2 separate regions of the Homo sapiens genome follow, and region 2 is linked to region 1. A link is a loop called in an ENCODE intact Hi-C map of the cell type or tissue named here. Cell type or tissue: GM12878. All regions are shown on one strand. Links, peaks and the distances in the headings refer to the core of each region. The heading gives the core; the rest is flanking DNA.

Evidence for each region. A loop is a pair of places that touch in the nucleus more often than their neighbours do. Peaks named below come from ENCODE experiments on the same cell type or tissue, not always from the same donor. Only the 100,000 strongest peaks of a DNase experiment are listed, where the experiment ranks them.
Region 2: it touches region 1 in a loop (6-fold over the local background); 3 of 110 quality-filtered maps call a loop at or near these places.

The regions. Positions count from the first base shown.
Region 1 is chr15:97,231,295-97,239,634 of GRCh38, forward strand. LINC02253 (long intergenic non-protein coding RNA 2253) reads left to right here and starts at 2,998. Exons shown (of 8, transcript NR_183855.1): 1 at 2,998-3,190; 2 at 4,927-5,025. In GM12878, for the core only: a CTCF peak has its summit at 4,229 (motif pointing left); no DNase peak of the experiment used is centred there.
Region 2 is chr15:96,493,007-96,501,346 of GRCh38, forward strand. No RefSeq gene overlaps it. Among named protein-coding and RNA genes, the nearest start is that of SCDAL, 150 kb to the left of the region's middle. In GM12878, for the core only: no CTCF peak of the experiment used is centred there; no DNase peak of the experiment used is centred there.

The sequences.
Region 1 (8,340 bases), core at 86-8,085:
CAGAATTAAATGCAAGCATGCGTCCCCCTCCATGACAAAAATATGAATTTTATAATATAATATCCTGTAAAAGCTGACCTCTCAGTTCTCTTTGAGATAATTCTACTAATGTGGAAATCATGTGAAACAAATAACTAAATCATATACAAATATATTTTTCTGAGCCTACTTTTTATGAAGAAATAAAAGAAGAAAGGAAGGAAAGACGAAAGAGAGGAAAGAAGGAAGGAGGCAAGGAAGGAAGAAAGGAAGGAAGGGAGGGAAGGGAGGGAGGGAGGGGAGGGAGGGAGGAAAGAAGGAAAGAAAGGCAGACTGACACATTTAATATAATTTAATAATAATACATTTATAAAGGAAGAAAAAACAGTGTTCAAAAGTGAAACTGAAAGAACCAAATTAAACCTTTCTTTTCCTCTACATAGTTCCCTCCTAGGCTTACTCTAACCAAGAAATTGCCATGGAGGCTTATTTGTAGGGGAATCGGCAGAGAGCATTTGGTCCAGGAGAATTTCAGCTCTTGCTTAATTTCTAGTTAAATCTCTAAGATGGGGGGACGATCGCCCAAGATATTTCACTTAAAACAATGTGAAGAGGTCTCTCGCAAACTGTTTTCTCTCCAGGACTCCCATCTCAGATGAATACTTAAAAAACGATGCCTGGGCTGCACTATTCCCCAATTTTACCTGCTTAAAAAGAAATGTATAACCTGCACACTGACAAAAAGTTCTTCCCTGCGTTCTTGGAATGATAAATTATTCAAGTGGTGTGCTCCGGAAAGAGCCACCAATGAGTTTACTATCTTGTTGCAGTAAAGATATTTTCCTAATCTGGAGACATCTAAAAAGGTTCTTGAAATATGTGTTTATGTATCATTTTGAAAAAAAATACATGTCTGTGTGAGTGTATGCTTTGTATTATAAGCTTCTGGAGGATAGGAATCAAATCTGGTTAATTTGCTTTTAGGGGTACTTTATAAATTTTGGATACTTTTAAGTGAAAATTGTTTTTTAAAATAACTTATCTTGGCACAGAAACATCAGTAAAGTTGCATAGCCATATATTTTTCTCATATCAAGAAAGAGTATACATAACAAAACACAGGTTTCTTCTGCTATAAGTTATCACACCATTGCCCCTTTATCAGTTTGGGGGCTCCCTGCTACTGAACACCTCAAAATCTGGCCAGAAGTCTAGAAATAGCTACTACTATTCTCTTTTTGTAAATAAATTCCCATAGATCGAGTCAAAGGAAAAAGTGTGTTTTTCATATGTGAGTAATTTTCACTGACACACATTTCCCTGCATAGGAAGACAGTACTAATGTAGCAATCTGAAAGTCCTTGTGATGAAAGCGTGTGTCACCATGTGCAAACTGTGAAATGTAATTGAAAGTAAAATGTTTAATTAAAATGGACATTTCTGAGCCTGCTTCTGGCAGCAGCCATCTTGCTGAAAAATTATATTTGTTACACCGTCAACCTGGGAGAACAGTTCAAGAGATTGTGAGTGCCAGGTTTCATCCAAAAGTAAATGGGGTGAAAATCGGAAAGAGAGCTTAAATGCTGATCCTTTTGTAACTGTGCATGTCTCCAACACATGTGCCCTGGTACAGACCAGTCAGAACAAGGGGACCTGCCACGTGTAGCTGTTCCTAAGTCAATATTAATTATAGCAAAGCATCCTTTTCTGTCCAAATAATTGTCCCTTTCACTCACGTCAGCAAGTTTCCTTAACAATTGGGCTTTCACGTACCGTGCAGTCATTGTACAGCTTGAAATGTGAGGATACTCATCATTTCCAAAATTATTTCTCCATTGAGACCACTGGGATCTTCTTCCACCACTCCCCAATAAGAGCCACTGATCCTAGATAATTCACATACTTGAGTGGAGATGAGCTTCACTGATGTCTTCAGTGCAAATGTGAAAACTGAATTGGAAAACAAAATTCTGTCTGGCATCCAAAGGGCAGCTTCTTCTGCCTTGGGTTTCCGGTATCAAAGAGCCCCTGGCCTGAATGGGCAGGTTGGATCATCCAGGAAGTGTCACAGTTTCCAGAAATTTCCTTCTTGGAGAAAATTGTCTTTGACATTTTATAAAGGGCAAGTGAAATAAACTTTCTCTTCCATCTCTCACTTAATCCTCTAAAATCTCAGTAGCCAGTAGTGGATCCCGTGATAGAACAGAATATGTGTACTGCTTCATAAAGGCAGAAGTCCCAACTTTTATCCATTTTTCAATGTTATTAGGCTTACTTGCGCTTTTTATATGTCTACCTGCTCCTGAGTCCAGCGACCATCTCCAAAAATGAAGAAATGAAACAAACCAACAAATAGATAAATAAAAGATCTGTAAATGTAAAACCCGTTAAAAATGTAAATAGCCAAGTATTGTGGAATAAATTTAGAAGATTTGATCACTGTTCTGTAAATCATGATTTGGGCATGAAAAAAACTCTCATGGTCTAGATCCAGCAGCCATGACATTTGATCATTTTTCCCTACCTGACCTTGTTTAGTGAGCTCTTTCTCAATAATATGTTCTTTATTGCCGAACGAATGCTCTTTGAATTTACTTTCTTTATGATGTGATTAAAAATCTTCATGACATCCCTAATGATTCATCTCTTTTGGAGCTGGGCAGAAGGGTAACAATTTCTATAATGCACACATTTCATTTAAGGTGAAACCAGAAGGAGATTTATCAATCAGAACAGCGTTTTCAATGTCGTGAGAGGTGAAGCCAGCTGGACTTCTGGGTGGAGGGACTTGGAAAACTTTTCTGTCTTACAAGAGGATTGTAAAATGCACCAATCAGCACTCTGTAGCTGGGATTGTAAAACGCACCAATCAGTGCTCTGTAGCTAGCTAGAGGTTTGTAAAATGCACCAATCAGGACACTGTAAAATGGACCAATCAGCACACTGTAAAATGGACCAATCAGCAGGACATGGGCAGGAAAAATAAGGGAATAAGAGCTGCTTACCCCAGCCAGCAACGGCAAACAGCGCAGGTCCGCTTCCCGTCTGTGGAAGCTTTGTTCTTTCGCTCTTGACAATAAATCTTAATGCTGCTCTCTCTTTGGGTCCATGCCATCTTTAAGAGCTGTGACACTTACAGCCAAGGTCCGGGGCTCCATTCTTGAAGTCAGCGAGACCACGAATCCACCGGAAGGAGCAAACTCTGGACATGGTAGGGTGAACTGCAACCATTGTAAACGAATCTTCGGCACATTTTCTGCCTGAAACATCCAATAACCCTTTAAATAGGAGGTTGCTTTTAATTTGTACATGATCTAGACCACGATATTTTTCCTCTGACAACAAATGTAAAATTTAGCCTAAGCCATAATATGGAAATTTTTAGTGAATATGGAAAGATATTAGCTAGATTATTTTACGTATGTTAAGTAAAATAGACTACTTAATTTGAACTTAGATTAGTGGTTGTTTCCTGGGTTTTGCCATTTATCATTAAAATTTTTAAAGAGATTTCAGGGATGCTAAGATGAGAAATCCTCTTCTTTTTTGGGGGGGGGGGGGTTGGAATTCACTTTAGTGAGCCACCTGCTTCATACTATTAACAATATTGCCCACACCTTTGACAAGCTTTCAGTCCTAGATTTCAATGGCCTCAGCAAGGTGTTCATGATTGGAAAATCCTGAGTCCCATGGGGTAAATATCTCTCCCAAAATGTTCTAGCTCCACAGTCTTGTGAAAACAGAAAACTACATGAGCAGATTACAAACCTATTCAGGAGAAGCCAACAACAGGGGAAGAAAGCCTTCTGCAAAAATACTTTTGAACTTCAGAAGAGGAGGCACATGCTCCGTCCACGAAGCTACAACAAATAGAAGTTTTTTTTTCTTTACAGACATATGTAGAACATTTGTTTCCATTTTATTTCTGCTGTCATAATATGATGGTTTTATTCAGTTTTTAAACATGCTTCAGCTGGAAACACTACATCTTTAAATCAGGCAACCCTGGCTTCAGTGTGAATTCCCTTGCCGCACTCCCTCACCTTACCCAGGTGCATGTTAAATCAGTATTAATGACAATATCATTCTTGTGCAGTCATCTCCTGCCTGCAATTTGGTTTTAATTACCCGCCGCGTTGTCTTTCCCCCTCACTGACAGCCATTAAATAGGGAATGACACCGGAGCCATAGTTGTGTGGAATATTCACTTCGCCAGATTTCATCCCCTTCATAAAGCAGGCTGCAGTGCCTCCTAGTGGCAGAGATCAGAAAGGGAACGGTGGACTTTCTGGGCACTCTGTAGGTGAATTTGGAGATCTGGGCAGATTTGTAACTGCAATGACTATATTTAAAGAAAAAAATAAAGTTTAAAGAGCACATATTAATTAAAGGACAATAAGTGCGATTTGGTTAAGTTGTTTTAGAAATTGATATATAGCAATAAATCGATGCACTATTTAAGCCTTGTCTGACCATCTATAAAAGTGAAAATGAGGATTCAGAAACAACAAACTTGTGGAATAAAACGTAACTGACAAAGTTCTCAAGGCCAGTTGTTCAACAGAGGTGAGCTGCAAGTGCCCAGTGAGTTAGAACTTCAACCGTTTCTATTTCCTCTTTCGCCACAGCACGGATCTTCTTGTTTTCGTTTTTGTTTTTCTTTCTTATTTTCTCTTTTATTCCATTGTACAAAATAATTTTATATATGATCTTAAAACATTCTTCTAAACTACAAATGCATAAATGTCTGTGAACAGTATCTTTTGTGTACAATTAGGTCCTTAAGTGTTTTTTTTTTAAACAAAGTTTTTCCTTAAAGAGGAGTTTAAAATTAAAATTATTTGTCTAAATGTTCAATTTAGACACTGTGCAGATGCTCTGGATTGAAGGTATTCATAAAATGGCTATCACGTTTTGAATCTTTGAAAATTTTGGTTAAATCTGCAGGCATGTGCTTTTGCAGGAAGGACGCTGGACTCTTGCACTATAAGTTGAAAACATCGCTTATAAACAATACATCACAGCACACTTGCAGAGAGAGCACTGGTAAGATATCACATTTGGTTTTTACTTTCTGATTTTTCTCTCTACCAACTTTTTGGTTTAAAGGTTGCAGATCTATGAGATGCTCTTTCACAGTTGCTAAGGCTGTTTCGTAGCCTCTTTCAACAAGCATAATTACTCATTTTACGTGCTGCTAAATGAGAGTCATAGCTAACTGCTTTAATTAGAATTTTAAGTATACATAGTATATGCAATAACTTGTACATACATTTATTGTGTGCATTTGTGTTTGTATGTGCATGTTTGTAAAAATCCAAACATAAAATAGAGAAACCAATAATTATAGTGCATCTCAGTCATTCCCCATTCACCAAACGAGCAGGGCAATGATAAACATAAATTCATTCGCGGTTATTGCTGCATATTTTAATAATAACTTTATATTTTTATATGAGACTCTGAATATTTTCTTGGTAAAAAGGGAAGTGCCTTATAGTAAACTAAAATAATTTTAAGCAAATTATATTGGTTAGAACTTGATCTTGAATTAAAAAAGCAAAGACTTTGGAATAAGAACTTTTTTGCTAAATGAGAATCTTCAGATTGCCTTATAAACTGATTTTTAGTACCTTTGATAGCATCACTAAAAGAGTAAAAGTATTACTCCCTTTAAAATTTAAGAAATTAACATTTTAGAGGGAAAATGTGCTCATGTGATTCATGCTTTTCTTTCAAAGAGAACAATATTTGGTCTTTTGAATGTTGCCTGAATTGATTTGATTTATTGTTTTAAGGAATATTTTACATCATTAAATAACAGCTAGGAAAATGGTTATTCCTTCCAGATTGAAATGGGAAGCTCACAAATGCAACGATGACGGCTTAATCTCTGATACTGCTTACATATATTGGTTTACAGCTATATTGAGTCCAGTTAGACTGATTTTTTCACTCCTAATATGAAACTTGATGCTGGGAAATCTGATAAGTGAGTTTCATTTCCCTGGAAATTTATTGCTTCTGCATCCAAGTGCAAAGAAATAGCACAAGTAAAAACAATGAGGAGTCTGTGCGCAAGGCATTAATGAGGACCACTGTTTTCTCACAGAGATTCTGCATTGGGAAAAAAGAGGTTTCAAGCCATTAACATTACAAAACACGCTATTCCTTTTAGAATCGATATCGTTTTCTTTGTCAGAATGGTGTAATATCAAATCAGCGTATTGTTCAGGCCTGTTAGATCAAGAAAGAGAAACATTATAAATGACGAGAGGGTGTTCATGTGCCATTCTCATGGCGCTTGGTTAGAGAAACGACCGAGTGGCCTGTGTAGTGGGGCAGCGCTAACCCTCAAAGCCCTTTGCTGGCTATAACCCCACCTCCTCTCGACCCTCTCACCTGCAGCTTCTGTCCCAGAGCCCTCACCCTTTTCATCCCTGCAACATGCTTTGCACATTCCCATCGCCACTGCGTTGTCTATGCCTATTGCTTGGTGTGTTACAGATGGGATAACAGAAGCTGAGGAACTTTACAGAGAGCAAACAGTATCATTCCATTAATTAAACCAATGACTAAAATCGTTCAGTAACTATAAAAGGCTAGGCATCATGGGAGCGACATGACAACAATATTAATGATATTTATTGAGTGTCCTCTGTATGCCAGATCCTTCACATAAAGTATCTTACTTCCCAGCACTTTGGGAGGCCGAGGCGGGCGGATCACCTGAGGTCAGGAGCTAGAGACGAGCCTGGCCAACATGGTGAAAACTCCATTTATACTAAAAATACAAAAAAATTAGCTGGTTGTGGTGGTGGGTGCCTGTAATCACAGCTATTTGGGAGGCGGAGGCAGGGGAGTTGTTTGAACCTGGGAGGCAGAGATTGCAGTGAGCTAAGATCACGCCATTGCATTCCAGCCTGGGCAACAAGAACGAAACTCTGTCTCATTAAAAAAAAAAAGTATCTTACTTTATACTGATAGCAAATCCATAAGGAATGTTCAGACTGTGATGTTGAGGCCCTGAGGGGAAAGACTTGCCCAAAGCAAGGCCACCAGTGAGAAGAGGTTGGGCTGTGAGACCTCATCCGACAGCCTGACTACAAAGTTGATCCATTTTTTAAAGAACTGAACAGTGATTGATGATTTCAAGAACTTAGACTGGCAATTTGCATATGTAAAAATGAGAACTGATGTGATACCAGGTGTAAACGGCAGGACATATAAGATAGTAAGGGCTGAAGCCATCTCGGTCAGGGAGAAAGTCATCGTCTGCTAGACATGACAGGAGAGGCTCAAATGGCACAGTGTGGGTGTGTCAAAATGTGGGAGAAAAGGATTCCTAGGGGAAGGAGGACCAGGGATGTGGTCAACTTGAGAAAACTCATGCACACGCATACACACAGACACGCACAGGCACACACTCAGGAAATAGGGGTGGGGGCATACGTTATTTGGAAAGAGAAAATAAATTAGTCTCATTGAATAATTTTTTCTTTTACGACAGTGTCTCTCCAGTTGGTTGTGCCTCAAATGGCAAAAGTTGCTTTGGGGTTGGGTTGGTTGTTCACTTCATTTGGTTGGATAAGTTCGAATTAACTGAAATCAGGCCAGTTTCTTTAATGCAGGACTTCTCAGAGCCTTTATTATGTTAAGTACAGTATGAATACTTAGAGAAGCTTAGAATATGTTTCTCGATCTAATTGGACCTCAATTTTAATTTTGTTATAGAACTCTGTGAGAAAAAGCTTATAGACACGTTGTAACAAACACTGTGGCCAAGAGGATAGGTGATTAGAGCTAATGGACGGGAGCCCTTAAAGGCTAGGTAAGATAGACTTGATCCTGTAGGCAAGGAAAAGCCACCGAAGCTCTTTGCAAGGGGAGATGATTTTTTACTATTATTTTAATGATAGTTCCAATTTCCAAGGTTGAGACAGCAAGAGTAGCATATTCTCAAACCCTGTGGGGCCAAACTTGTCAAAACAAACACTATACACTCCCTTCTTGGTTTACATAGTCAGCAAGCATGCGCTTTGCAATGATGTTATACTGGAATTAGTCCAAACACTGTGGTTGGAAGTAACCTGCACTCTACAGGTTCTATGGAGTACTGGGCTGATATTTTAATCTTGCTGAGTATTAAAGAGAACAAAGAAAAGAAGCTGGTGTAGATCACTAAGCAAAATCTCTCAAAGGTTTTTGAGCACATATGGCACCTCACGAGAGGAAAACAGGAGTTGTGAGCCCAAGTAAAAACTAAGGCTGCCTTGGGGAGCTCAGACATGTGTTGCTCTTAATTAATATTTGCAGCTGTGGATTCTGAAGGTTCCAGACTTTTCCCCAGAAAATAATTTT
Region 2 (8,340 bases), core at 104-8,103, 740 kb before region 1:
CTGGCAAGGTGTGGGGTGAGGGGATGAGCAGCTCTGGTCTGAACTCCATGTGGCAGACGTCTGAGGCTACCTTTAGCTGTTCATTCATCCACCTGTGTAGTCCTACAATGAACAAATGCGTACAGAACCAGTTACCATTCTAGGTACTGAAAATGCAGCAGGAAACACAACAGTCAAAAATACCTTGGCTGGGTGCAGCGGCTCATGCCTGTAATCCCAGCAGTTTGAGAGGCCAAGGCAGGCTGATTGCTTGAGCTCAGGAGTTTGAGACCAGCCTGGATAACATGGCGAAAACCGGTCTCTCCAAAAAAATTAAAAAATTAGCTGGGGGTGGTGGTGCACACTTGTAGTCCCAGCTACTCAGGAGGCTGAGGTGGGAGAATCGCTTGAGCCCAGGAGCTTCAGTGAACCCAGATTGCACCACTGCACTCCAGACTGGGCCGCACAGCAAGGCCCAGTCTCAAAAACAAAAAACAAACAAACACAAACCCTGTGCTTGCCTTTTAGTAGGAGACACATTCAATATACAAGATAAATATATAATATATATAAATATGTATAATGAAACACAAACCCTGTGCTTGCCTTTTAGTAGGAGACACATTCAATGTACAAGATAAATATATAATATATATAAATATGTATAACGAAACACAAACCCTGTGCTTGCCTTTTAGTAGGAGACACATTCAATATACAAGATAAATATATAATATGTATAAATATATATAACGTATTGTGCCTACTTAGCAACCTTTGTCGCTCTTGTGAACAAAGGAGAAATCATGGAAGTCAAGTTTACATCCAAGGTGGCTGGACAGACAATATGTGTTCAATGGCCAAATATATTCCTATTTTATTTTGTATTTTGAGACAGGATGTCACCCTGTTGCCTAGGCTGGAGTGTAGTGGTGCAGTCATAGCTCACTGCAACATCAAACTCCTGGGCTTAAGGGATTCTCCCACCTCAGCCTACCAAGCAGCTGGGACTATAGGCACCTGTCATCACATCCAGCTAATTAAGACAAGAGACCTTGTCTCTACAAAAGAGACTATGTTTCCTAGTCTGGCTTATTTTACATTAAGAACTTGTTCCTTTTGTCCATTATGGCTAAGAGCCAGGACTCTTTCCCTAAAAAAACAAAACAAAACAAAACAAAACACAGCAACAAGAACAATAAAACTACTTATTAAGGCCGAGGACAGGATGGCTTACTGTCTGGGCCATTCCAAACAGACATCACACCATGTGTACAAAACAAAAAGATGTCAGGACCACACTGTATCAAAATAGATGGCCATCTGATATCCCCACCATGCTCTGACTTGTCTCAGATGCCTTCGTTAGCTCATGCTAGTTAAGAGTTAATCATACATGTGTTATGCATGCAAATGCAAGTGACACACCTTCTACCTCTGGCCAAAGAATCTTGTGCCTTGAATGTGTGGGGACCCAAAGGAAAGATCATGAGCAAAACAACGATGACAACTAATGCACATTTGCCTTTTGGGTCTTGGTTTGAAAGGAAACACTTGATCATGAGGATCTGAGTTTCCGACTTCCCAAATAAAGTCAGCAATTTCTCATTGCCGCTGGTGCTGTGAGGGTGCTTCCATGGGCCTGCAGCAGGTGACTGGCAGCCTTCTGTTGTCCCTTCCGCCTCTCTCTGGAGCAATTTCCTGCTGCTCACCACCACCGTAACCACAATAACTGCTGGCAAACCGTGACCCACAAAAGTTTGCTGCCAAAAAACTGGGAGCCACACCCCCTGCCTATAGACATTGTTTCTTCTCTTGATCAAGAATCAAAGTGTCGTGAGGCCGACACTGTTGGTTGCCAACCAAGAACCACCCCACTCTCCCAGGAAATGTCAGATACTTGCTTTTCCAGGCTCCCTTGCATGGTCCAAGCCTAGAGACTGAGACCTGAAGGAAAGACTTTCTTGAAGAGGGCGAGCAGGCGGGGCAGGCAGGGGGAGGGATGGGAGTGTTGGATAGCCTCTGAGAAAGATGATTTTTTCTGTTTCAGCCAGGGGCCCAGCAGGAAACAGAGGCTCACTCAGACAGAGCAATGAAGGATACTTTCATAAACAGACTATTTACAAAGATTGGGGCAGGGTGAAGGAAAGCCTAAGGATGGCTGAGGGAATCCTCTGTGGGGCTGGAATCATGAGGGAGCCATGGCCACTCTTGGGCTGAAAGGGCGAATGGGGAATGGTTATTGGAACTGAAAGAGACCAGCCTGGCTGGGGGAGAGGGTGGCCTGCAGTGAGGGAGCCAAAGGCAACAGGAAGCCAGGGGTCAGAAGAGCCCACCCCAGCCCAGGAAGACCAGCTGCTAGGGCACAGAGAAGGAGGAGGGTGGAAGGTAGGCATCAAAGGAATCAAAGAAAAATATCCAAGATACTGCTTGCGGGAGGGAGAAAGATAGAGAGGGCGAGAGACCTAGAAGTAGTGCCTTCCCTTCCTTTAGCACTTGTCATGGGAGACCTGAGGACTGATGATACCTTGGAGGGGATTTTGTACCTATGCGGGGAAGGTGGAGAAAATCTCGAGCAAGTCCACCTGAGGCTGCTGGGCTCTGAGACCATCTCCTCTGTCCTCTGAGACCATCTCCTCTGTCCTCAGGCTACGTGAACCACATAAGTTCCTGTTGTTTAAACCTCATTCAGTTAGGGGTGTACTTGCTGCCAAAAGCATCTTAACTGATGTAATCTTCTAAAAAGAAATAAGGAATACATCTTATGTACTAGAGCCTCTTCTCATATATTTGATTTAGCTCTTTCAACAAGTCCATCAGCTGACAATGATGATTTATTTATTTATTTACTTATTATTATTATTTTTTTTGGTGACAGAGTCTTGCTCTGTCACCCAGGCTGGAGTCCAGTGGTGGGATCTCGGCTCACTGCAACCCCTGCCTCCTGGGTTCAAGCAAGTCTCCCTGCCTTAGCCTCCCCAGTATCTCAGATTACAGACACCTGCCACTATGCCAGGCTATTTTTATTTTTTATTTTTGTATTTTTTAGTAGAGACAGGGTTCACCGTGTTAGCCAGGCTGGTCTTGAACTCCTGACTTCAGGTGATCTGCCCACCTCGGCCTCCCAAAGTGTTGGGATTACAGGCATAAGCTACCACGCCTGGCCTCTTTTCTGTTTGTTTGTTTTTTGTTTTTGAGACAGGGTCTCACTCTGTCGCCCAGGCTGGAGTGCAGTGGCACTATCTCAGCTCAATGCAACATCCACCTCCCAGGTTCAAGTGATTCTCCCACCTCAGCCTCCCAAGTAGCTGGGATTACAGACATTCACCACTACGCCCAGCTAATTTTTGGTATTTTTAGTAGAGACAGGGTTTTGCCATGTTACCCAGGCTGGTCCCGAATTCCTGGGCTCAAGCAATCCACCTGCCTCGGCCTCCCAAAGTGCTGGGATTACAGGCGTGAGCCACCACGCCCAGCCCATGATTGTTATTATTCCCATTTCAGAGATGAGGAAGCCAAGGCTGAGAGAGTCCATCGAGAGGTGGAGGGCTAAGCTGGGTCACACCTGTGACTCTCTCATGATTTCTCTTGATTCTCACTGTCCGGATTCTTTGAGTGCTTGAGTCTTTCCTTTCCGTGTGGCTGAGAAATCTCTCCAACATTGAATGGTTTGTGTGTTGACCTTAGTGAAGTCTACCTGGACCCCACTTCTGTAGCTCAGAACATTCTGGAGTCTTTGCTCACTTTATGAGGCAGAACTAGCTAGTGTTACTATTTCACTTTATTGTTCTAGGGAGAACCCACTCCAATCACTCAAAGGGCCACTGGGATATGAACTCTCCTTATTTCGGAGCTGGGGAGATCATGTGTGTGCCAGCTCAACTCACTGATTTCTTCATTTATTGGACAGTTATTTGTTGAGTATGGACTACATTCTAGGTAATATTCTAGCTGCTCAGCATATAGCAGGGACCAGTTTAGCTTGTGTTCTTGTGTTAGGTAAAAACCAAACAGGCAAATAAGCAAGACCATTTTGCATGGATAAGGGGTCTAAAAAATGTAACATAGTAGAGGCTGGGGATGGAGAGGAGGATGCATTACACAGGATGGTCAAGAAAGTTTTCTGAGGAGACATTGGAGTTGAGGGGAAAATCAGGGTAGAGAGAAAGGAGGAATAAAAGACCCGAGATGAGTTCATCATGGTCAAGGACCAGAAGAAGTCCTCTGCAACTATAGCTCAGGGAATAAGGGTGGGGAAAGGACTGAGAAAAAGTCAGGCCCTGGGTGCTGTAGGGCCTTGAAGACCATGGAAGCCTTGGAAATTTATCCTAGGAATAAGAGGAAGACTTACTGCAAAGAGGGGATGATCTGATTTTTATTTTATAAACAGCATTCTGGCCTCTGGATGGGGAACAGTCTGGGTGGGGTGAAAGTGGGATCAGGGAGGCCAGGGAAGAGGCTCTGCTGCTTCTAGATGAGAGGGGGTAAGGTTGGGCCAGGTGGCCGCAGCAGGGATAGAGAGGCATGGACAGGCTTGGGGTATGTATTGGAGGTCAAGTGTTGGTAGCAGAAAAGAATGGCAAAAAAAAAAAAAAAAAAAAAAAAATTCAATGATAACTCAGTAAAACCCTTTGGATTGAATGCTCCACCAAGATTTTTGCCTGTGGGTGTCCTTTAAACTAATGGTGCCTTGGCAACTGATGTCCCCTCTATATCAGAGCTACGTCTCTGCTGGGGAGCTTTCTAACTTGAGCAGGAATTAGGATCATAGAATTTTTGACATTGATGGGATTGCAAAGATTTTCTAAGCCAACTCTATAGTTGAGCAGAGGGAGGCAAAGAGATTAAGAGATGTACTTGTGGCCGGGTGCGGTGGCTCCCCTGTAATGCTAGCACTTTGGGAGGCCGAGGCGGGCAGATCACGAGGTCAGGAGATCGAGACCATCCTGACTAACATGGTGAAACCCCGTCTCTACTAAAAATACAAAAAATTACGCGGGTGTGGTGGTGGGCGCCTATGGTCCCACCAGCTACTCAGAGCTTGAGGCAGGAAAATGGCTTGAACCTGGGAGGCGGAGCTTGCAGTGAGCTGAGATTGTGCCACTGCATTCCAGCCTGGGCAACAGAGCGAGACTCAGTCTCACAAAAAAAAAAAAAAAAAAAAGAGATGTACTTGTGAGAGAAATGAGTCAGAATTGGACAAGATCTCAGGTCTACTTTTGCCTGCCCAGAATGTTCTAAAGGGATTGCATTTCCTAAACTTATCTTTTGCTTCCAAGCAGAAAACAGCATAAAAATTTAATAAACAAATGGAAAAACGCCAACTCACAAAAAAGGAAGTTCTCAATCTAGTGAAGTCTCACCTAGTGATAGCTCCGCCAGACACTCCAAAAATCGTAACAATTTGCATTGATTCATTTTTTCAGCAGCACAACTTGTAACAGTTTCACCAGCTGACTATGGAAAGGGCAGCTATCCGTTCATTTCTGTCCAGGTAAGTGTGAGAAAGTATAAGCTGGTTGATTCTTCTTGTAACCAAGATATGCCAATTCCAGACACATTCCTCAGCCTGTATTGTGGCCAAATCCATAGTATTGATGTGTGTGGCTTCAAATGGGCAACACACTTCTTTGGCAAGAAGTCACTCCCTTTATAGCCGAGTATCAAGCAATTATAATGCCAGTCTGTAAAGGCTCAGCATAATTGGGGTTGAGAAATGTGTTGGTAATTTAAAGACAGCTTAATCACATAATTAGATGGCCAATAATAGCTACCATATTTTGAGTGCCTGTTAGGTGCTTGGTGCTTTATATACCGTAACTCATTTGAACCTCCTTATAATAGGTGTGTGGAGTGTGATAGACTGATCCTCATGCTCATATTTGCCTTCTCTCCCACCCTTTTCATGCTCTCTATGCGTGGAATACACTTTTCCATCCCGTTGATGTTGGGCTTGGCCAAGACACTTGCTCACTTGCTTTGGTCCATAGAATGTGGGTGTGGGTTTTATCTTTTTCTTCAGCAACTGCTGCTGGAAGAGGCTTCTTCTCTTTACCCTACTTGAGTTTCTGACTTCTTCCATGAAAAGGGTGTGCCCCAGGTAGCCATTACTCCTGTAGCCTGGGTCCCAGAATGAAAAACTGGAGAGCAAATCTCCACTTGACCCAAGGTCTGCAGTAGCAGAGCTCAGTTAAGGTCAGCAGAAATCAGCTGAACCTCAGCCAATCTACACCATCTACATGAGTGTGAAATAAGTTATGGTGCTATGAGCTACTGAGGCTTGGGGTTGTTTGTTACAGAACACAGTTGCAGCAACAGCTGACTAGTACATTAAATGTGTGTTGTAACGACCACAGTATTCATGATAAAAACAAGAGTCTTAGAGTTGCTAATGATCTTTCTCAGCTCAACACCAAAGGAAGGTGGCTCAGATCAAATTGTCCCCTTTAAATCTCGTGCCCTCTTTCCTCAACAAATTGTTCTTTTTCTCCTCCCTCACAAGAGGAACACACATTTTATTTTTTGGTCTGTTATTTTTCTTTGTTGCTGTTGTTGTTTATAAAAAGGTACTTATTCTCTCATAAGATCCATACTGTGGCACAAAGTGAAGGAAGTATTAAGTATATAGACGACATAAAAGGTTGCCTACATATTTTATGTGTCATTTCTGTACTAAATTATATTGTGAGCCAGGACTGAAAAACATTATTTCTGTTTTGTGGAAACATTAAATTTAGCCTTTAAAAATTAGTACTGTATCTATTCATGATGTAAAACATCATCCAGAGAGGTGAATATTATTCTCCTCAGTTCATGAAATAAATTAAGACAGATGGGTGATTCACTTACTTTTACTTCCTAGCCAGGTAATATATTGATTTTCCCCCTTCTTTTTCCTTTTAAATCTAAAGAAAAACTTCAAATAAAACCTAATTACATCACTCTGATTCTGAACTCTTCTGGAAATTACAGAGCTATCAATATTAAGTACACTTTACACCAATTTGGAAATCTATTTTGCTGAGACATATGCCCAGCGCCACTCTGATTTTTGTGTAATTGAGCCCTAAAAGGTGGTATAGTGTGGATTTTCTAATTAGCTTATGCTAAGTTAGTTGGGATTTAAAAATGTGAAATGAGAATTGGACTGACACTTAAAGATGAAGGTATTCACATAAGAAAATGGAAAGAAAGTCAACAGGAAGGCAGCTCTGTCCAATTAGACCAACCCAGAGGGTCCAGGTTTTCAGATACATGTGGATGTTTGGACTATGGGAATTGCAGGGAATTTCCAACTTGCCACTTGCACAGAAGTGACCCCCACCCCCTAATTCTTTCAGATTCAGGTTTAGAGGACTTCCAGGTAAAATCGTTTCCCAACATTGAATTTGAAAATGAACTGAGGCATTACCAATCGGCTGCAGCCAAGACAACACCACAGACCGCTCCTCCCCGGAGCTCTAGGATTGTGCTGTGTGCACACGGAGGCCTCGGGCCCCAGTTCCCCCTTCTGCCTCCTATTCCAATTCCCTAGGAGAAGCACATCAAGGGGAGAGAGAAGGTGGCCTATTTTTTGTAAAGAAATCTTGCACTTGGCAATTCTGGTAGAGAGCTCTAATCTCAAGGAAAAAGAGGGTGGGGAAATCGTCATGGCTGAAAAGGAGAAGCAAAAGGCTGGACGCTCACGGTCTGCTGACTACTAATCCTGACTGTGCACTCTCTCATTAAGAGACATTAGGCAAATCCTCCATTAGCTGCCTTTCATGAAGGGGAGGAGGTGCTGAGAGACAGGAGGCTGACATGCACAGTCCCAGCTTTTGAAAAAGGGGAAAGGGGATTTTGCATACTATAGACCTGCGAGCTTAATGTCAATCCTGAGTGAAACTCTGGAATGGATTATTAAGAGGACGGTTTGTGAGCCCTTGACAAAAGGAAGTGGTGGTCTTAGAAGCCAGGATGGATTCGCTGAGTATAAACCTTGCCAGATTAATAACTTCATTTCCTTTTTGGATATGGTTACGTGTCAGGGAGATGAAGTGTGTATGAACTTCTGAAAGACAACTGATGTGGTCTCTCATGAGAACCTTGTAAGATAAGGTGGAGAAATGCAAATTACATATTAGTGAAATTCAGGGCTGAAGGATTGATTGCTTAGTAGAGACTATTATATAAAGAGGTATTGCTATCCACCTTGAAGGTGGTCTCTAGTAGTAGGGCCACAAAACTATTTCTAAGCTGTTGTTATAGTGAGGATATAGATCAGGCCTAGCTTAGTTTCTGTTGCTGAGAATGGCTGGACTGGGTGGCTGTTTGATCCACTCCTGGGGGCTGGAGGAGGAGCAGGTGAGCTGTGCAAAGGTT